Regions from separate parts of the Mus musculus genome. Here region 2 is linked to region 1. The links are chromatin loops, found by intact Hi-C in ENCODE. Cell type or tissue: heart. All regions are shown on one strand. Each heading gives the region's core, and the rest is flanking DNA. Links, peaks and the distances in the headings are about the cores only. Region 1 holds the start of Obp2a (odorant binding protein 2A). Region 2 has its middle 14 kb from the start of Lcn3.

What was found. Hi-C counts contacts between places; a loop is a spot of excess contacts. Peaks named below come from ENCODE experiments on the same cell type or tissue, not always from the same donor. Only the 100,000 strongest peaks of a DNase experiment are listed, where the experiment ranks them.
Region 2: it touches region 1 in a loop (12-fold over the local background); 11 of 42 quality-filtered maps call a loop at or near these places.

The regions. Positions count from the first base shown.
Region 1 is chr2:25,693,972-25,704,537 of GRCm38, reverse strand. It overlaps Obp2a (odorant binding protein 2A), which reads right to left and starts at 4,464. Exons shown (of 7, transcript NM_153558.1): 1 at 4,361-4,464; 2 at 3,695-3,828; 3 at 3,389-3,459; 4 at 2,863-2,976; 5 at 2,260-2,361; 6 at 1,785-1,808; 7 at 1,212-1,375. The coding sequence starts at 4,447. The coding sequence ends at 1,786. In heart, for the core only: no CTCF peak of the experiment used is centred there; a DNase peak (open chromatin) is centred at 3,337.
Region 2 is chr2:25,746,510-25,757,075 of GRCm38, reverse strand. No RefSeq gene overlaps it. Among named protein-coding and RNA genes, the nearest start is that of Lcn3, 14 kb to the left of the region's middle. In heart, for the core only: no CTCF peak of the experiment used is centred there; no DNase peak of the experiment used is centred there.

The DNA of each region.
Region 1 (10,566 bases), core at 1,176-9,175:
GTCTCTTTTCCTGAAGCTCTCCTTCCAGCAGAAATTAAGCCCAAGGAGTTTCAGAGACGGCTCCCCTGCAGGGTAGCTGGCAGAAAGGCAAGACGCCTCTTCACTTCCTGTCCTGCTGGAATTCTGCTCATGCCTCCTGAGCACAGTCCTAGCTCCTGGGCTATCATGCCAAATCCAGGGTAGCATGCCTGAATCCTCAGTACCGACCCGGAGAGCAGGAAACGGGGTGGAGGACTGTCATGTGCTGTGGTGTCAACTCTGCATATTGAGGCTGGACTTAGAAGTCTTCCTCATGTTCTGATCGCAACAGAGAACAATATCAAGTATTTGAACTTGGGGCAGTTCTGGGGCCCACAGTTAAAGGCCATGCGTAGTCCCTGTCTGAAGCAAAAAGAGAACCTGGTATGTAGGATCCGGCTTGGCCCGGTCCTGCCTCCAAGTGTCCTGGACACCTCAGGCCCCACCTTAAAAACATCCAATAGCTCCCAGCAAGAACTGGGTCCAGATAGGAAAGGAATTCAGAAAGAACGATGAGTCACGTGGGAGTTAGAGCGGAGGCTCACCGAGCTGAAGGACACCAGCCTGAGTCTCTACAACCCTTCACAAAAGGTGACAAGCTGGACAGCCAGCCTCCACTGGGCTTTGCACTTTGAAGCTGTCACTGATTATATGGGGTAGGGGGCATCTGCTCCCTTACTGTGGCCCATCATGTCCCTGTTGGACAGAGAAAGCCCAAACCCTGATCCTTGGACAAACTGGGAGAGGGCTAGAATGGGGAACAGGGCTGGTGGATTCTGTAGCTGCTTCTGTCTTTCCCAGGGGATTGTGGAGGGGGAGATGTTGAAGAAACTAGCCACTCTTGTGCTACCCCTGTCACTGAGCTCAGCTCCTCAAAGCAGGGCCTTCCTCTCAGTGTTCAAGCAATTTGTTGGAACAGGGCCCCTGCAGTAACGTTCATACTCTCTGAAGCCCTGATGACTTCTCATTGTCTTGCCACCCCAGAGCATCTTTGACACTCCTGTCAGGGTCCAACCTGACAGCAAGTAGCTCGCCAGGTAGCTCCTAGGCACTTACATAGCCCTGCAGGATAGCCAGATGCCATACTCCTTGGGCACTGGTTCGGCAATAGCTCTGCAATTATTCCCATGTCTCTCTCCCAAAAGAACTCTTAGAGCCCACACAAAGCTCCTCACAGACATGCTGAGCCAGAGCACTGCTAAAGAGATTTATTTGGAGTCAGGGGAGAGGGGAGCAGGTACTGAGGTGGTGGTGGTGAAGCAGTGGGAAGTTTGGTCCAGGAGAGGTGTGGTGAAGGGATGTCCCAGCTTGGTGTTGGAAGCAAGGCTGGCTCAGCTGTTGCAGACCTGGGTAGCTGCTGTGGTAGAGAGAGAAGGAGAGATAAGCACCCTCCCTTTGCTTTTTTCAGAAGCAGCAGTCAGGGGAGGCATGGACAGGGATGGCACAGGGTAGATATGGGTCAGAGATCCTCTTTCCCATATTTCTGTGTGGTCCCTGCTGGGAGCTGGGGCCTGCTCCACTTCCATAAGTAGCCAGGTCTCAGCCTCCCTGGGGAAAAGCGAAAGGAAGAAGCAGGTAGAGTCCAGGGACTAGGAGAAACCATGACAAGAAGAACAGAATTCCTATACAACATGGGAACTATACAAAGGGCCACAGCCTGAGTGACCACACTTGTCTGTGTGGATAGGATGAGGTCCCTTATCCAGAGCCCAGCCTTCTAGACTTTTCCACAGTCCTATAGGCAATGGGGGGTGAGGGGCACTTACCCTAGTCACTTTCAACACATTTATCTGTAGAAACAAAAAGAAGCCTGGGAGTGAGAAGGGCTCTGTAAGAGGACCCCATCACACCTGCAGCTCAGACCCTCCCACAGCCAAGATCTGAAGCAGAGGCCTGAGGTCCCAGTGAGAGGGGAAGGACCTTGAAGGGACAGACAATACAGAAGCCAGGGACACAAAGAGACCTGGGGAGACACTGAAGCAGAAGCACAGGAGATTTGGAGGTCATGGGGATACAGAGGGACACAGGGACAGAATGTCCCTTTTAGTTATGGGTGACACTAGGGGCATAGTGGGAATACCACAGAGGTACCCAGGGGACATGGAGAGATATGAAATAACACGTAAGGGACAACAGGACCAGGCACAGAGAGGACACAGAAGGCACCCACACAGACAGGATGTGGGCTGGAGACAGACAGTCCTGGGGGACAGAGAGAGGCATGGGCATTCCTGCTCTTACCTCCGATCTCTGGCACAAACATGTTTTCCAGTCGGAGATTCATGCGCTTTATGAAATTCTTAAATTCTTCCATGGCCTCTGGATTTTCACCAGAGTCTCTCCCTGTGAGGAGGGGGGCAGGTTTGAGGGGTGGCACTCAGCTCCGCAGAGAGCCAGAGACACAAGAGGGAGGTGCAAACCAGGACAGAGGTCAGAGAGGACCCTGGCAGTAGACATCACCTGTGGACGTCCTCAGACCCAAGCAGACCTGCGGGGTTGCCACACAGCCCTATATGAACACTGAATCTCAAGGTCATGAGGCTGTCCCCGGCCCTGGAGGGTTCTTACCTACAATAAAATGTCCCTGCCAAGACGTCCTTTTATGTTCACGTGACTGAGAGCCCTGGGAGTAGCATTTGCTGGCTCCAGGTGTGGGACCCACTCCTGAGCACTCAGGCCTCCAAAGGCCACACAAACCCCATTCCTAAGCAGTTTTCCCCATTTTCCACTTTGGATCTCACACATTTCCTGGGCAGCACCAGTGCCAGGCCCATCTCCTGCCCTTCTCGTGGCTACCAGAAGTAGAGACCAGGGACGGGACATGGGGCTTCCATGGCACCTCACCCATGAGCTTTCCCATCCCGAATGACGACGTCCCATTGTGCCGGCCTTCGCAGTAGAAAATGTAGTGCTCATTCACCGACGTCTTTTCCACATGAATAACCTTCGTGTTATGAACTGCAGATAAGCAGAAATAGCTAAGTGTCTCATAGAGACACTGAACACCTAAGACCTTGGAACACTTTGGTGGTCACCCAGGACACCCAGCAAGTCTAGTCCTGGCCTTTCTGTGGTCCCCATAGTTAGACAGGAGCCATCTCCCACAGAAGCTGCCAAGCCCAGCAATGAAGTTTGTGGAAGGTGGGAACTGAGGTTGCCCCTTAGGGCCAAGCCCCTTCCTTTCTGGCTTTCCTGTCTTTGGATCCTCATGGGTCAAGAGCTGAGCTGGATAGGGGAGCAAGAATGACTCCGCTTTTAGGACCTCTAGAACAGGAAGTGACTGATGGCCTGTCCTATGAGTTAGAGCAGGCAGGGACCCACCCTCCCCAGGGCTTGCCACTGTAGGAAACAATGAGGCACAGGGACTCACAAGCGGTGTATTTGCCAGGCTCTTCTGTTTTCTTCATCACGAATTTAAACTCACGGCAATGACCATTGTTCCTGTAAAACACAAGCCCACAGGCAGCTGCTCTCAGCAACATAACTAAGGCCTGTTTCGATCATCAGTCCTGGCCAGGTGACCCATTAAACTCTGTGTCACTCCTGTTCTACTTTTAAGGTACTACCTTGAGACTGTGTCTCTTCAAAGGTAGGAATCTCTTAGTTACCCCAACTCAAATATAATGGCTAGCAAGTGAGAGAAAAACTGCAGAGAGTTCCAGTAGGAAACACGTACCAGAATACAACTGTGGTCTCCAAGTCTCCTTCTTCCAGAGCTATTATTCTCACAGGGAAAACTATACTGGGTATCTTGTGACTGGGTAGGGTACCATTGTGTACCATGGCCTTTGCGTACCAGATCCCAGAGTACTGTAGGAGACAAAACTGTGAGCACACCCGAGCCTTCCCAGGAGTCTACCCCAGGGTCCAGCATATGAGCTAGCTCCTGAGCCCAGGGTGCAGCCACTGAGGTGAGCTAACCTCACATGTTCCAAGACGTGTGGTCAATAGAGAGATACCAGCACTTGGGTACCCAATCCCATGATGGCAGAAGTGTCTTCCCCCATCCCAGTGAATGCACTCATTGAGGTCTACACGTCAAAGAGGGCACTGGATGAATCCTCTGCCCGGAACGTCCTGCTCTAAATGTTCTAGCTCTGAGCTTTACTTGAACAAGGATCCTCCACCCAAATCTGCTCTTTCTTCTAACTCAAGTCTTCGGAGGACCCATGTTTTCAGGGAGGCCCCTATCTTCTAACAGAAGGACTCAGGAGTCCTTGATCAGACTGCTGAGATGAAGTATGGAGTCAAACTCAACCTTCAAGGTAACATCCTTCCCCTCAGCGTCAAGCAGTAGGCCAGGCCATCTCCTGCCACCACCCATTGTCCCTCCCATCCTCACATCCACCAGGTCATCTGGCGGGGCTTCCTGAGCCTTCAGGACAGCCACCAGCCCCAGCAGCAGGATGGTGAGGAGCAGGCTCTTCATCTCCAGGCACTGGGCTCTCACACAAGGCAGGTCACCTGGGCAGAGTGTCCTCTGGCTCCTCACAGGGTGCCCTTTATATCTCCCATGGACAGGGACGTGTGCCCACTTGGCACTAGCCATGTCCCTCCTGTCCATCTCTCATGGCCAAACACACATCCATCATGGAGCTGAAGGTTGTTGTTGTTGGGATCTGATGAATATCAACTCAGTGTCACCTGCAGATAAAGAAAGACACACAATGCTCTGGAAGGTCTGCGCCACCCAAGTGCTGTGCTCACAAAGGACCCTGGGGAATGAGTAACTCGGGTAGAGGGGGAGGGCCAGGCTTCCCTTCACACACCTGCCCTGCATCTGCCCATGGCTGCCCTGAGCTATGATCCCTGAGATCTGGCCTCTGATCTCCTGCTGCTGAGAACCAGGCTGAGTTTCACAACCAGAGACCATCTTCTGGGTCCCAGATGGCTTGGCCCCTGCCTGGGGACTCACCTCATTGTCCCTTCCCCGCCTGGATGCCCCATCAGGGCTTCCCTGTAAGTGGGGTCACAAAATATCATCAAGGTAGACACCCTGCCACTAGGGAATACCATGACCCCTGACCCACTTCATCCTGCAATGAGGCCAGCCGTGCTCTCTACAGAGCACTTCTTACTCTAAGATGTCTTGGGCCTTTTTCACAAACCGGCCAAGGCCCATCTACTGAACCACCAGGTAGAGTTCACTTTCCCTACATCTCACTTGTAAGTTGGCTGCATGAAGAATTCCAGCCACGCATTAGGGTCATGAGTATGTGTCCTCTAAATGAATCAGGGAAAGGGTTCACGTCTGTGACTCCTGGGGGTTCATGCCCAACAAGGGGACTTGACCTTTTGTTGCTCCCTCCTCTGAGGGCCCACTGACAGGACGTTTGCAAAGCTGGGACTGCCTTGATACATCTGAGGTCCATATATGTGTTCGTTTCTTGCCATCTTGTGCCCTGACATGGGATGGAGAGCCAGGCTCCATCACAGCCTGTCCTGAACCACCCCTGTGCTCCTGTTGAACCTCTCACCTCTGGAGTCCACAGCCTTCCTTCTCATTAGCTTTGAGCACCCACAGGCTCTCAACACAGCCAGGTCTCATTCCCTACAGACAAATGGATGCACGAGGCACCATGAGTCCACGTGCTGACCTGTGTTCTGAGTTCAGTGAAGCCTGCCCTGGCTTCTGGCCTCAGCTCACCTTCCCTCCCACTGGGAACTCTGCCTTCCACTCCAAACTCTGCAGTTCCTGGACTTAGCCACCTGCCCTGAGTCACAGAAGTCATCTCTGAAGAAGGGTTTCAGTTCCTATGGGACTGTCCACACTCCATGGCCCTGGGGACAGGTGCTAGTCCCACAATGGCATCTTTGTGCCTCTCTGGACCAAAGGTGGACAGGCTCAAATATCCATACACAATATCAGTGAGGGCTCTGTGACAAGCCCTGGACTGTGCTGAGGAGCTGGCATGGCTCGGGTTTTGACGTTAGTATAGAAGGTGCTGAGCAGGAAGTCTGTGATAGGGTGGGGCCAATGCCCTTTAGGAGAAATCAGGAATCGGGTTAGCAGCTCTGTGTCATGGGGGAGGCCTCTGTACCTGTCAGGCTGTCCTCCATACCATGCCTGAATTATTCCTGTAAGCATGTCCCCACATAGGCACAAGTCTCAATCCTTGAACAGGAGAAGAACAACGTGATTAGCAGAGCCAGGGCCACCATCAGTTCACTGCTGACTTGGGCTGTGTCTGGAAGTCGAAGGCCGAACCTCACCACTCCCTGAGCCTGTGGTTGGTAGACACTTTCTGATGCACTGACAGACTCACAGCTTCCCAGCCCAGTGCCTGCATCCCCTCCTGAGTTCTCCTAACACAGTGTTCTCAGTGAGCAGAGGTTAAGTAAATTTAACAGGCTGTCATGTTGGGATCTGAAGCATCCTCCTGAGGTCCATGTGTTGAAGACCAATTCCCAGCCAGTGGCCGTATTTTGGAGTGTTCTGCAGACTGAAATCATAGGGCTGGTAGAAAGGAGTCATAGAGAGCATGTCCTTCAGCTGAATCCTGCTCTGGCCTAGTCTTGCCAGACTCAGAAAGACAAAGTCTGCGTGTTTTCTTTCATTTGCAGAATGACATGAAAGTCCAAGGGTGACTGTGTGCGGGAAGGTGGAGTCTGAAGGAAGGAAATAATGGGTGCTGGAAAGACAAATGTCACATTTTCTCTCGTGGAGAATACATATTGATCTCACTTGGACATATCTGTTTTGTCAGGTCTACTTCAGAGTTCTGACTCTTGTCTATCTGACTGAACTCTAAACTCATAAGGCCGTGCAGGATGTGAGTCACGCTGGCCTCAGTGGGCCCCAAATAGCTTTCTATAAAGATGCAGCCCACTACAGAGTCTCAGTGAACTGTGAAGGTTCCCCAGCCAGCCCTCCTGCACCTGAAAAGGAAGACAGGCAGCATGTGTGCCTCTCTGCTTGCTACCCTCTGCCCTGACCATGTCCATCCCTGACTCACGCAGGTGCCCTGGGCTGCAGCCACACCGTTTCCCAGCAGGAAGCTGGGATCCCACCCACAAACCACCCCTGCAACCTTAAGCTATGCCTTAGCTTTGTCTTTACATTTGTATTATTCAGTATCCATTACACAAGCCACCCCTGTTCTATCTACTGTGCAGGTCTGCTTCTTGATTGAACTCTGAGTCATGTAATTATAAATTATTTAAAAGGTCATAAACGTCCTGGGGAACATCACATGGAACAAGTTGTACAGACAGTGTTGATACAGTAGGTGTTTGAATGTTAAATTGAATTGTCTGGGCCAACCTCACCAAGGTGACATTTGAACACAAAATTGACTATGGTGGAAGAACATTCAACGTGGGAGGAACACAGGGGACAGTCCTGGGGGAGAGAGCAGGACTTGTTCCAGGAACAGACTGAAGGGCAGGATGTCTACAGCAGGCGATGCCAAAACCAGGTCACTGAGAGGGCAGGTCGGCAAGGGTGGCTATGGGCCATTGGGTAAGGACATTAGCTTTTCCTGTGAAAGAAACAGGGAGACCTGAAGGGCTTTGACCTGGCACATGTGGCACATTTTTAGAGTCCTTCCAGGTGTTATAGTAAAACTGTATTAGGGATAACAAGTGAGACAGCAGGGAAGACAGCTGGAAAGGCTGCAATAAGTGATCCAGGCCAGAACGATGGTGTGATGTTATCTACCTGGGAAGAACAAAGAATGAACTTATATACCTACCACCAGTAAAGAGAAAACGGGAAAGAATCTGCAAAATCATTTTTATATAATGGACCACAAACAATGAAGGCTTTGAGTCCTTGGGGCGACTTACAATCTAAGGTCACTCCTGTCACAGCACCTTGAAACGTGTGGGGAGTTGAACACCAAAGAGAATGTCTGCAACAGGGCCAGGGTCTGGCTGAGCGGAGGAGACGGTAGTGGGACTTAAAGTCAGGAGCAATGGCCGCAATATGTGAGACTCGGGGGGGAAAAACCACGCAGGAAGAACCCCAGATATATGTCTGCCATGGGCTCCATGAGGAACCAGGAAAGTGCCAGGAGCAGCAACAACTCCTTACATGGCGGGTGTGGATATCAGGAAGGGGGAGGTGCCGGATAGTGAGGAGTCAGCGGACATGTGGAGCGAAGAATGGCCGTGCACCATCTGCTGGACCATGGCAGGACCAATGCTGACTCAGCCTGAGGAAGAAGGCGCCATGACAGGCAACAGGAATCATCTTTAAAGCTATAGCAACTGACCTTTCAAAGCTCAGCAAAAGACACACTGCACTGTAGAAGTCATTGCCCCAAACAACTGGGCAGTACTTTCCAGGAAAGCCAGGCTCAGATCTGTGACACGCTGTCTTCAGATGTCTTGGCCCTTCTACAGGGAAGTGAATCTCCATTACATAGTTGTCTGTGCCTATGGAGAGCCAACCTCATATCTGTGTCGTGCTGGCTTCAGATAGCTTAGCTCTTTGATGAGGAAGTGGGTATCAGACAGTATATTCCATTTTCTACTGTCTATGCAAAGCTATTTACTCTTTCTTCGCCTGGCTTAGCCTTCTTGTAAGGAAGAGAAGCCTGGAGCTGGTTCACAGCCCCCAGCTCTAGTTGCCAGGCGATCCCTGTGGTATGCCCTGTCACAGAGGTAGAAGCCAGAGGCTGTGGCTCCTCAGGTCTGGTTTCCTGCCTTGAGCATCTTCCAGACCTACAAGTGTTTAGTGTGTGTCAGAACTCCATTCCTTCCTGTGGTTCACTGAAGCCCTCCCCAACCCCTGCCAAAAAAAAAAAAAAAACCAAAAACCAAAAAACCAACCATGTGTATTCATTCATCTACTCTTCAGTTGACAAGCACAGATTCCCACCATGAGATTATTAGGAAATGTGCTACTGTGGACCCTTACATACAGGTTTCCCCGTGTTCCTCTGCTCTTCAGTTGACAGATATCTGCGTGGATTCTACCATGCTATTGTGGACCTTCACGTACACATATTCACGTGGACTTAGCATTCTCAGTATACATGCTCCTAAGTACAAAGCTACCCAGTCAGGTTCCCTCTCCATCCTGACTTCTGGAAAGCTACAAGGTTGCTTGGCACAGTGACTGTTCCATCTCACAGTCCCATGTGTAAAGTCCAAGGGTCCCCATTTCTCCAGGGGCTTGGTAACACTTATGGTTGCCCCCGTGTTGTTGGCTGACATGAACTTGAAGATCCACCTGCAAATGTTTACAAAACCAAACCAAAATTAATCTCACCATAGTGACCCAGCAGGTTTATACATCAATTCGATCTTTGACATTTGTGTATGAGTGATTCCCAGTAGCCATTATCTCCAATAACCCCCAGGACACACCCCTTCATGTGTACAGGCATTTCAAAGAAGTAGCTCATTGTGAGTCAGGACAGCAGAGCAAGCTACGGGGCCGGACAGAGGGCAGAAACCAGCGGGCATTGGTTGACAGGTGGATGGATAGGCAGATGAAAAGATGGATGGATGATGTGTAGGAATGAGGGCATGAATGAAATCTGGGAAACGGTGCTCTAAATATCCTGAACCTCTTTCAAGGAGGAGGGAGTTGCTGGTGTTTCAGCTCTGGCCCTGAACAAGGTCACACTGCCTGTTTGTATAAGACTGGAGTCATTCCCCACCTCTAAGCTCACCCTGCCCTGGAATGCTAGAGATAAAAGTCCCTTTGGGTGAGGCAGGCACACAGTATGCCCTGAAAGGCTCTTCTTCCCTCATTCCTCTTGCTCCATTGAGCACTGCAGACAGTGATGCCCCCAGTGGTCATTTCCAGAACTGCACATAAGGCTTCTAAGAATGAAAACCCTCAGCTGGGTGTGGTTGGTTGCCTTCCAGGAACCAGATTCCCAGGAGGCAAATGATCCAGCCCTGCATGCTTCAGAAGTAAGGTAGGGCTTTCAAAGACTTCCTTGTCAGCTCTACTAGCCCCTGGTCATCCAGGTCACTCAGGAGTCCTCTTCACATGACCCTGGCTTGAGAACCCTGTGGCAGCACTAGGGGTTGGGAGAAACCCATAGGACCGTCCCCAGAAGCCTCCAAGGGAGCACAATCCTGGGACCCCAGATGCTGCCTTAGAATCTGTAGAGTTGGAAGGTGTGCAATTTTTTTTTTGTTTTGAGCAACCCAGGTAGTAAGAGTTGTTTCTGCAGCTCAGGACCTCCTGCAGTGGCTGGGCAGGTTGCAAGGCAGGTCAGACTTGCAACAGGCTGGCCAGTCCCTCTGGTTCATGCTCCTGAAAATTAGCCCCTCATTACCAGGTCTGTGGCACCATCAAGTTTCCTGCTACAGTTCCTCCCCTGAAAGGTTCATCAGCCGGTCTCTGGCTCTGTGGAACTGCCGGTCTCTCCCTTTAGCAAAGAGGAGGAATATTTCCAGGCAAATCACATCAAAGTAACTGGACCATCAGAGACTTGGGTCCCTTTGATGCCTGGGCCATACAAGGGCCTTCTGGAACTAGAGGAAGACTGACCAAACTTGTGGATCTGCCACTGTGACTTTGGGTCATTCCCTACACTAGACACCAAGATGCTACTCATTGTTACCCACTACCCCAACCTAGAC
Region 2 (10,566 bases), core at 1,573-9,572, 52 kb before region 1:
AAATGTCCTCTTCATTTCTAATTTGTATGTATCATGCTATTTTATTCTGTCCTGACTGGGATTTACATATGTGTCGCGGATCTCTATATGTTGGTTTATTCTCTTTCTTTTTCCCCTTCTAGAGGGCAGACTAGGAACTACACTTAGAGCCCTGTGTACCTATATGAAGATGTTTACATCTCCGTGGTGGTTTGGATGAAATGGCTCTCATGGCTTCATTAGGGAGTGGCATTACTTGACAATGATTAGGGAGTATTGTCTTCTTGGAGTAGGAGTGGCTTTGATGAAGGAAGTATGTCACTGCACATGGGTTTTGGTGTTTCAAATGCTCAAGCCAGGTCCATCCCTTAGTGACTCACTCTTCCTGCTGCCAGTGGATCCAGATGTAGTACTCTCAGCCACCTCTCCAGCACTGTGTCTCCCTGTGTGTCACCATGTGTCTAACCATGATGACAATGGACTAAACCTCTGAACTTGTAAGCCAGCCCCAGTCAAATGCTTTCCTTCAGAAGAATTGTTTTTGTCATGCTGTGTCTTCACAGCAATGACAACCCTAACTAAGACAATCTCCAATACCTTTCATTTTTAAAAAATCTTTTTAAATATTTACTTATTTCTATGTGTTTGGGTTTTTGCCTCTGTACTGGCTGATTTTGTGTGTCAGCTTGACACAAGCTGGTGTTATCACAGAGAAAGGAGCTTCAGTTGAAGAAATGCCTCCACAAGATCCAGCTGTAAGGCATTTTCTCAACTTGTGATCAATGGGCAAGGGCCCCTTGTGGGTAGTGCCATCCCTGGGATGGTAGTTCTGGGTATTATAAGAAAGCAAGCTGAGCAAGCTAGAGGAAGAAAGACAGTAAGTAACACTCCTCCATGGCCTCTGCATCAGCTCCTGCTTCCTGACCTGCTTGAGTTCCAGTCCTGACTTCTTTTAGTGATGAACAGCAGTGCAGAAGTGTAAGCTGAATAAATTCTTCCTCCCCAACTTTCTTCTTGGTCATGATGTTTGTGCAAGAATAGAAACCCTGAATAAGACAAATTGCTACCAGGAGTGGGGTATTCCTGTGACAACCTGACCATGTTTTGGGGAAGAACAGTGTAGAAGACTGACGTCTGGCTTATGAAATTTCAGAGGAAAGATTAATGACTCTTCTCAGGGACATTGCTATTTTGATTGTGAAAGATTCTGTGGGTTTGGTTATCTGGAGCTGAAGAATCAGCTGTGATTAACAAGATACCAGAACTACTAATGTGAAAACTTTGCATTACTGGAACTATTGTCGCTGGTTGGTTAGCTGGAACTAAGAAATTAGCGGTGATTAAGAAGAGTCCAGCATCATTGATGTGAAATCTTCAGGGAAGTGTTTTCTGAGAGCACAGAGGCTGTGTTCCAGAGATAGCCAAGGTTGTACCTTGTGCTGTGGCTGGTCTTGGTAATGTGTAAGAGCCACCCAAATCGTACTGGATTTGAAGGCATGAAGGGGTCATGAAGAGCAGCAGAGCCTCAGCACTGTGAGATGCTGTGGAAGGCCACTGGTTGAAGGTGTAGCCTCAGTTGCAACCCAGGACTAAAGGGGTCATACAGAGGAGTTGGCTTGGTACCATGAAGAAAGCCTGTGAGAGGCTATTGATGAAGCCTAGTTACAGAGGATGATCCCAGTGTATTGGAGATGCCAGTACCATGAGATGACTACCAAGAACAGCAGCAGCAGTGGAGTACAGGAAGCCTAGAAGACAAGGTGTGTGCTACAAAGGGCAGAGCTGGAGAAGTGACCCAAGCCCTTAAAGGAGCCTAGAAGGTCGTGAATGGATCCCAGACATTGGACAGTTGGAGTTTAATTTTGCTTTTGATTGTGACTGTGCCCTGATATTTTTCCCTCTTAAAGTAAGAAGATACTTTAGTGGAGCCCACAGTTAAGAGACTTTTAATTGTAAAAAGACTTTGAATTTTAAAAGAGATTGGATGTTTTAAAAGGATTGAAATTTTAATATGTATGAATATAAGAAGAGTGGGACTTTTAAAGTTATTTAGGTCTTGGGGATGAATAAGAAAGTAAGGGTCGAGGCTTAATAGTGATGTGTTTGTATGTCAAGTTAACAAGGGGTCAATTGTACTGGTTGGTTTTGTGTGTCAACTTGAAACAGCCTGGAGTTATCACAGAGAAAGGAGCTTCAGTTGGGGAATTTGCCTCCATGAAATCCAGCCGTGGGGCATTTTCTCAGTTGGTGATCAAGGGGGGATGGCACATTGTGTGTGGTGCCTTCCTTGGGCTGGTATTCCTGGGTTCTGTAAGAAAGCAAGCTTAGAAAGCTAGAGGAAGAATGACAGTAAATACTATCCCTCCATGGCCTCTGCATCAGCTCCTGCTTCCTGACCTGCTTGAGTTCTAGTCCTGACTTCCTTTGGTGATGAACAACAGTGTGGAAGTGGAAGTTGAATAAACCTGTTCCTCACAAACTTGCTTCTTGGTCATGATGTTTGTGTGGGAATAGAACCCTGACTAAGACAGCCTCCATGCATGCCTGCATACACCATGCTTCTCTAGTCTCTGTGGAGGCCGGAAGAGGACATTGGATCTCCCTGGAACTGGAGTTACAGACTGTTGTGAGCCATCCTGTGGATTCTCAGAAGAGAACCTAGGTCCTCTGGAAGAGCAGCCAGTGCTCTTAATCATTGACCCATCCCTAAAGGCCTTTGTTTTCTGAACCTTGGTACAGGGTCTTTCTAACTTGTCCTGCCTGGCTGGACTTGACTATGCTCAGCAACCTCCTGCCTAGGCTCACCACATGGTTTGGCTACAGACTCTTTTCTTCATTCCTTATAGGTCAACATTTTCAGTCCCCTGCAGATTTCCTCTTTGCTCCATGAACTGCTCAGAACTTCGATGCGTGTTGAAATCTGTTGGGGACTCTTCCCGTCTCCCTTGGGCACTGAGGCCTGCTTTGCTTTCCATATGCACAGGGGACACGTGTGCAGGGGACACTTAGTTCCTTCAAGTGTGTCCAGGTTCTATGTCACAAGGATAGGTCTTATCTTGTTTTGTAACTTGTAATTTCATGAAAGAACTATGTGCTAAAAAAGAAAAAAGAACTGTGTGCTATGTGGGGTCACAGATGTTGCTTAGAGTAAGCTGGCGATGGAAGCAAGTCTGAGCTCCAAAGTATCCATACTATTTGGAGCTCTCTCTCTCTCTCTCTCTCTCTCTCTCTCTCTCTCTCTCTCTCTCTCTCTCTCTCTCTCCCTCCATTCCTCCCTCCCTCCCTCCTTTCCTCTCCCCAAAGCTAAGAGGTAATATTCTTCTTGTTTGGCCTCTCACCGTCCCATTAATTTTCTTTTGTTCTAGGGTCTATGTTAGCTGATATTAAAATTACATTTTACATTTCTTTCAATTAAAGTTGGCTGTTGCAACCTGTTCTTTTACGTCCAGCTTGCTTCTGTTGTCACATTTAGAGAAGGTTCAATTTAGGCAGCAACAGCTGTATTAGTTTTAAATCATCTGTGCTGGTTACTGTGTTGTGTTTGGTGTATTTTGACCAGTTGCGTTTAGTCTAACTATTGATCCACTAGGAATGGTTATAACACAGCACTACAAACTAAATGACTTAAAAACCATAATTGTAGATGTGGGATGAAACTTGGTGGTAAAGGGCACCATAGCGTGTGCCAGGCCACAGGCTAGATCCAATGACTGCTAACAGAACAAAACCGGAAGTCTATGAACAGATTCTTGATTATCTCTGGCAGACAGAAGCCGGGGATCTGAGAAGCCTTTGTTTTTATGGCATGTGATAAAATGTATGAAAAAGTTATTGTGAAAAACTGGGACTCAGCCTACCTGAGGACCTTGGGAGTCACTGGGTGGAACATTCCATGTTATCTCAGGGGGGAAGGAAAAGCCCAGACCCATTATCCTATCAGTTTTCAACCCTGCAGACTGAGCGTGTGTTAGCCGGGTATCCATCACTGGGTTAAATAAACCAGAGAACAATGTGAAGGGAAAAAGGATTTGTTCTGTCTCCCGGTTTCAGAAGTTCTGCCCATGATTGATTAGTCTCATGGCTGTGAGCTTGTCTCAGAGCATCATGGCAGAGAAGGTTCAGTGGAGGAGCTGGTCATCTCATGGTATCAAGGTTGCAAAGAGGAGGGACAAAGGACCAGAATGAGATGTAGTTGGAGGAGAGCCTTTCAGAGACTAACTTCTCCCAGCCCCAGCCTCATTCTGCAGCCTCCCAAAATAGGGACACACTTCAGATTCCCACATGACAGTGTGTTCAATAACCTCATACCTGCTCTTCAAGACTGTGTGCCAGAGAAACAGAAAAGGAGACACAGTCACTGGTCTTGGAATCTGCTAGTCTCTCAGGATGATAGGAAATGTCAACTGCAGTTGCATGGAACAATAAGGGTCAGCCATCAGCACTTACAGCCACAGCTCTCACCTGGCACCAACACTTGAGGTGACAAAGTCCATTCCACAACTGCAGTGGCCTCTGTCTGCTGCCATTTTACTTCTGTCATATCCAGGAACATGATTGGAGACTTTGTGAGAATTCAGCTGCTGAGACATAGGCAAGAGAAGCGAATAACAGAGAAACCTAGAAAGATCCATTGGCCTCCAGCAAACTGACGGTGGCCCTGGCTGTGCTAATCATGTGTGCATGTTGTTCTCCTGTTCAAGGATTGAGACTTGTGCCTATGTGGGGACATGCTTTCAGGAATAATCCAGGCATGGTATGGAGGACAGCCTGACAGGTACAGAGGCCTCCTCCATGACACAGAGCTGCTAACCTGTTTCCTGATTTCTCCTAAAGGGCATCGGCCCCACCCTCTCACAGGCTTCCTGCTCAGCACCTTCTATACTAACGTCAAAACCCAAGCCATGCCAGCTCCTCAGCACAGTCCACGGCTTGTCACCGAGCCCTCACTGGTATTGTGTATGAATACTTAAACCTGTCCACCTTTGGTCCAGGAAGGCACTAAGATGCCATTGTGGGACTAGCACCTGTCTCCAGGGCCATGGAGTGTGGAGAGTCCCATAGGAACTGAAACCCTTCTCCAGAGATGACTTCTGTGTCTCAGGGCAGGTAGCTAAGTCCAAGAATTGCAGAGTGGGGAGATGGGACCCATGGGAGATGATGGCAAAGGGCTGCTTCTTGATAGAGAAGGGACAGATGTGGCACAAAGGCAAATGGTGATTTGTAAAGGTAAAATGGGAAACTCAATGTTAGGATAAGGTAATTGATTTTATTTAGGTATGTTAACCAGGGTGCCCAAAGTGGGCTTTGATAGCTGGATTTCAATACTTTGATTGCTGGACCTTAGTAGTCAGCCTAAGGAGGCCAAATAAGTGATCACATAAGGGAATGGGTCTTAGTGGCCAGCTTTAGGAATGTAATATAATGGCTCTTAGCAGGGCAGAGGGAATGGGGGAGAGGGCAAGGACGGCCACAGTCACACTCACCATGCCTGGGCTGGCTAGAGTCCCTTCAGCTTGCTTCCTTCTGTTGAATGGCATCTGTTTCTACACATTCCCAGCTGTCCTATCACTGTCTTCCTGCGTGTCTAACAGGTCCTCTCTTTCTCTGTAAGAGCAGCTCTCTAAATAGATTTTTTCTTATCCTGACTCTTCTTCACCAGGGCCCATGAAGTCACCTTGTTAGCCTTCGTTTAACTGCAAGTTCTGGATTAGGTTTTGACCATGCCAAAGAATTGTAGTCATTGTTACTCAGCCATTTGTGAAAGTTTTCCATGTTGCCCATCAGTAATTAGGTCGCCTGTTTTGTTCTTGTGCCCTGTGAGCCTCTGGCTGAGGGCCTTGAGCTGGGCACTCTGGGAGTGCCTCCTCAGAGTTTAACTTGGCTCTGAGAACAAACTCACACAGATTGTGTGGCTCACAATCAGAAATTGATTTCACAGTTTCTGAGCCAGAGGAGCCCAAGGACAAGGAGCTGGCAGTTTGATGTTTGCTGAGGTCCCACTTCCTGGGTCTCAGATGAACCACTGGATCTTTACATGGTAGAAGGGAAGAACCCTAGTCCCCTATGCGCCCTTCAAACTATCAATTACACTATGAGACCTGCACCTCTGAAAGACCCCATCTCCTTGAACTGAGGTCTCAACACACAGCGTGTAGGTAGACATAACATCTAAGCCATTGTGAGGCTCTCTGAATGTGAAATCCTGTCTGAGCTGTGACAACTAAGACTCTTCCACTGTCCTTCAGATCTTGGTGTCCAGTGGTATTATCCAGCCATCTTTGAACTTTTCATCAGTATGTAGTTTGCTGGAGTTCTCCCAGGCAAAGAAGTTGCTCACAAACTGTTTTCTTTGATGGGAAAGGCTGGGAGAGGGGGAAGGAGAGGAAGAGGGTGTGAGGAAGGGGGTGGGGAGCATGGAGGGATCTTGAGGAGAGGGAGAAGAGGTGCCAGAGAAAAGAGGATGTTTTGCCCACAGGAGAGAGATGACCTCTGTGTTGCTACAGGTTCTCCATGGAGCCAGAAAAGCTGGAGTTATAAATGGCTTCAAAGAATTAGACAGAATGATCACAGGACACATGCCCCTGGAGCTCAAAGTCACCTGAGCAGTTGTGGGTGGAAGAGCTGAGATTCCATTCAGGGTGTGCTGGCCACACCCTCACTGTAACTACAGGGCTTTGGGGATCTTTGATCATCCTCACACTATATTCCCCACACAGAGATCCCAGGATGCAGGATGATAGAGCAAGCTCCAGCAGAGTTGCATGGGGTGGCCTCACTCTACCTGACATACAGAACAGCCAGGAAGCCTCAGGGAAATCTCGGCAGCTCAGTGAAGTGGGACTCGGTCTCTCTTGCTATCAGAAAGGTCAGACTTCTCCAATGGAGGGACCCAGAGTTCAGGGAGTGGAAGCAAAGCCAGGCAGGTCTGGAATGCAGAGCCTCTCTCAGGGCTGGGGCTTTCTTCCTCAGGGCAATTTCCATTCCTCCTGAGCTCAAGGGCTAGGCTGTAAAGGGCTATAAGGCATGTGACAGTTTCCTCTGAGACTGGCACATGCCATCCTGCAGGGAAACTCTTTAAACAGAAAAGTAAACAACTCAAAACACCTCAATACCTCCAATAGGTTCAGGAAGTCCCTGAAACCTATCAGATTCTCACAGCCCCTCTCTGCCAGAGTTAGCAACAAAAGCTTCGAGTTCTTCTCAGACAAGATTGAGGTTTCCCTTAGTCCACAGGAAACCTAGGCAAGTCCAAGAATTTTGAAGTCCTCTACAACTTGCAAAAGAATCTTTTATTCTTTCAAGTCCAGACTCAGATCACATGCCCCGCAGTCATAGGGTAGATGCTGGCATGCGATGCTGAGTTCAGAAAGTATTGGGTTTATATACAGTATAGTATAGTTAGGAATTCCCTGAATGCTCACATTAGAGGGGGAGTGGAGAACTGTAACCATTCTGTGGGATGTAAGTGAATCTGGGGGTGGGGGTGTGTGAAGGATAATGGGTGCCTATGTGGGGTTATCAGGAACCAATTTTATGGTCGGCCATAACTAGCTGAGACCTCTGATTACATTTTCTGTATGATTTAAACGTGGAGCCTTAATCTTCTTTGAGTTTGTTATTTCTCTGAGGTCTCAAGGACAGGCACCTGGAGTGCTCAGCCCAGGGAGGGCCAGATTCTGGCATTGCAGAGGAGGAGGAGTCTCAAGCTAGCATCTGGCTTCTTAGGATGTTTTATTAAGAGGGTGAGGGTGGCATTATGGGCAGTGTCATTCTAAGGTGGGGGCTGGGTTTCCTTGAACTAGAGAGGGGGAGGGAGCCCTGGGCTTGCTGCAGGGGGATGCTTTTCACTGAAGAGAGGGGGCTTCTGTGGGAAAATATGCAGAGGCAAACTATCTGTACACAGCACTGGAGTCTCTTTGGCGAGGCTTCCAAGAAACAGGGCAATTAACCACACAGCGTTAGCATCAGTAATTCGAGGGCTACAATAAGACAAGCTGCAAAGAAGACTCTGACACCAAGCCAGGTCCTGGAAGAAGCAGAAACCAGCAGCACTGCCTGTGTGATGTTCAAACACTAGCTCCATTCCAAACTGAGTTTGCAAGAACAGTCTAGCAGTCTGCAGGACCCTGTTCTTAGCCCAAGGACTGTTCTCCACAGGATGTCCAGACCATGACACTAAGGTCAGCCCATCAGCATTTGAGTGGAGACAGCAGTCTACAGAGGAGACTGATCGCAGGGCCACTTGACTCATCTTCCCTACTGTGCAGCTTTTACTAAACTTTTAACCAGTCAGTCATTCTGCTGCTGTAGTCTCACTTCACTGCTGCTCGCTCAGAAAACAAAACAAACAAATATGATAATGCCTCACGCAGGAGAAAAATCTCCAAAACTGAGACAGTTGGAATTTGCATCTTCAAGAACTCAAGCCTGTTTTCCCCTGTGCAGCAGCTCTCAGACTGGCAGAGGCAGCTACTTCATGCAACAAACGTTGCTATAAATAATAGAAGATTGTTCATCTTTCTTTTAAGTTTAAATTTTGTCTGGTGATCATTCCTTGGTGGTCTCAAACTCCACAGCACCTGGAAGAGGTTTAGACCAGTGTCACTTGTAAAGAGCATCTTTTGTCGAGCTCCAGGGCCCCAGCTTGTGCACGCTGTGTAGAGGGAATTTTGTGTTCCCAGTGAATCTGCCCAGTGCACCTGCCCAGAGGGCATCTTTGAAGCCATGAATGAAAGACACGCATGCACTAATTTATTTTTTAAATGCCTTTACTACCTCAATGGCTGGGCACTCCTAAATCTTTCCCTACTACTCCAGGCCCTATTGGGGAAATGGACCGTGTCGATTTAGCTGAAATCTCACATGACTGGTTGGATTTATTTCCTGCTGATTTTGCATCCTATCCTGTGGGAAGCCACATGTGCCGTTGTTGAGTGGCACTGACTACTGCTGGCCACCACGCATAAGATTGGACAAACAACCAATGTGTACATATGCAGTAAAGTTTTTTGCAAAGACACTGCCTGGCCCAGGCATGATAATGAGGTTCTGTAAGGTACTGAGAGTATAACCAATCAGATGTGAGACATGCAAATGAGGTATGATAATGAGGTTCTGTAAGGTACTGAGAGTATAACCAATCAGATGTGAGACATGCAAATGAGGTATGATAATGAGGTTCTGTAAGGTACTGAGAGAGAGTAGCCAATCAGATGAGGAACATGCAAATGAGGCTTAGTGCATAACCAATCCGGGTGTGAGACACGCCCCTCCTAGGCCTATAAAAGCAGCACCAGTTCTGGGCTCAAGGTCTTTTCGCCTCTACAATCAAGCTCTCCCAATAAACGTGTGCAGAAGGATCCTGTAGCAGCGTCGTTCTTCCTGGCCAGTCGAGCGCGCGCAAGAAGTGGTGCCAAAAACCCGGGACAAGAAACATCTTCAGGCACGAGCGAAGACTCCCTGCTACAGGGAGGATTCAGAACTGCATCACGGGGAAGGAGCGGTTAATAAAGGTTCCCGTAAAACAGACTGCTGAGAAGCATCCAGCGTGGATTCAGAACTCTTCAGCTGGGGAGCGGTGTTAATAAAGGTTCCTGTAAAACAGGCTGCTGAGAAGGATTCAACAGCGTGAATTCAGAACTCTTCAGCTGAGGAACGGCGGTACCGGTAAGTAGAAAGAAATTAATGTGAGTCTCTGAGAAGCATGCTCTCCTAAGAAATAGGATCTCGGTAAAGAGAAAAATAGGATCTCCGGCTCTGGAGACAAGAAAGTGAAAGTAAGAGAGAAAGTGAAAGTAAGAGGAAAGTGAAAGTAAGAGGATAATAGGGACAGTCTATGGGTTACTTTCTTTTTCTAGCCATTGGAGTAATTTTTCTGAGTCTTTTTTGTTGTTGTGGCGACTGTGTGGAACATGAAAGACTAGGTATGGGGTCGTCACAGTCACACCCAATTTTTTCAGCGCTTGATGAGCTGCTAAGAGCGAAGAGTGCAAAACTATATCTTTTGGGTCATATTCAACCTTCTGTATCTCCATGGAATACCCAAAATTTTGTTATCAGAAAGAAATCGGGCAAATGGAGGTTGTTACAGGATCTGCAAGCTATTAATGCACAGATGCAGGTGATGGGCTCCATTCAGAGGGGTCTGTCTCTCTTATCTGCCCTGCCAGAAAAGTGGCCTCTAAAAGATTGTTTCTTTTCCATTCCATTAAATAAGAAAGATAAACCTAGATTTGCATTCACCTTGCCTTCTATTAATCATATGGAGCCTGATAAAAGGTACCAATGGCGGGTATTACCTCAAGGAATGGCAAATAGCCCTACAATATGTCAGTTATATGTAGGAAAAGCTTTGCAACCAGTTAGGGATGGTTTCCCCTCCTTAAAAATTTGTATATATGGACGATATAGTGATTTGTGGACCTGAAGAAGAAAGTATACAGCAAGCTTATGGCTTGCTTAATGAAACTTTAAAAAATAATGGCTTGATTATTGCACCAGAAAAAGTACAGCAGTCTAATGTTAGTCATTTTTTAGGAGCCACTATTACTTTACGATGTGTCACCCCACAAAAGATTAGTATAAGAA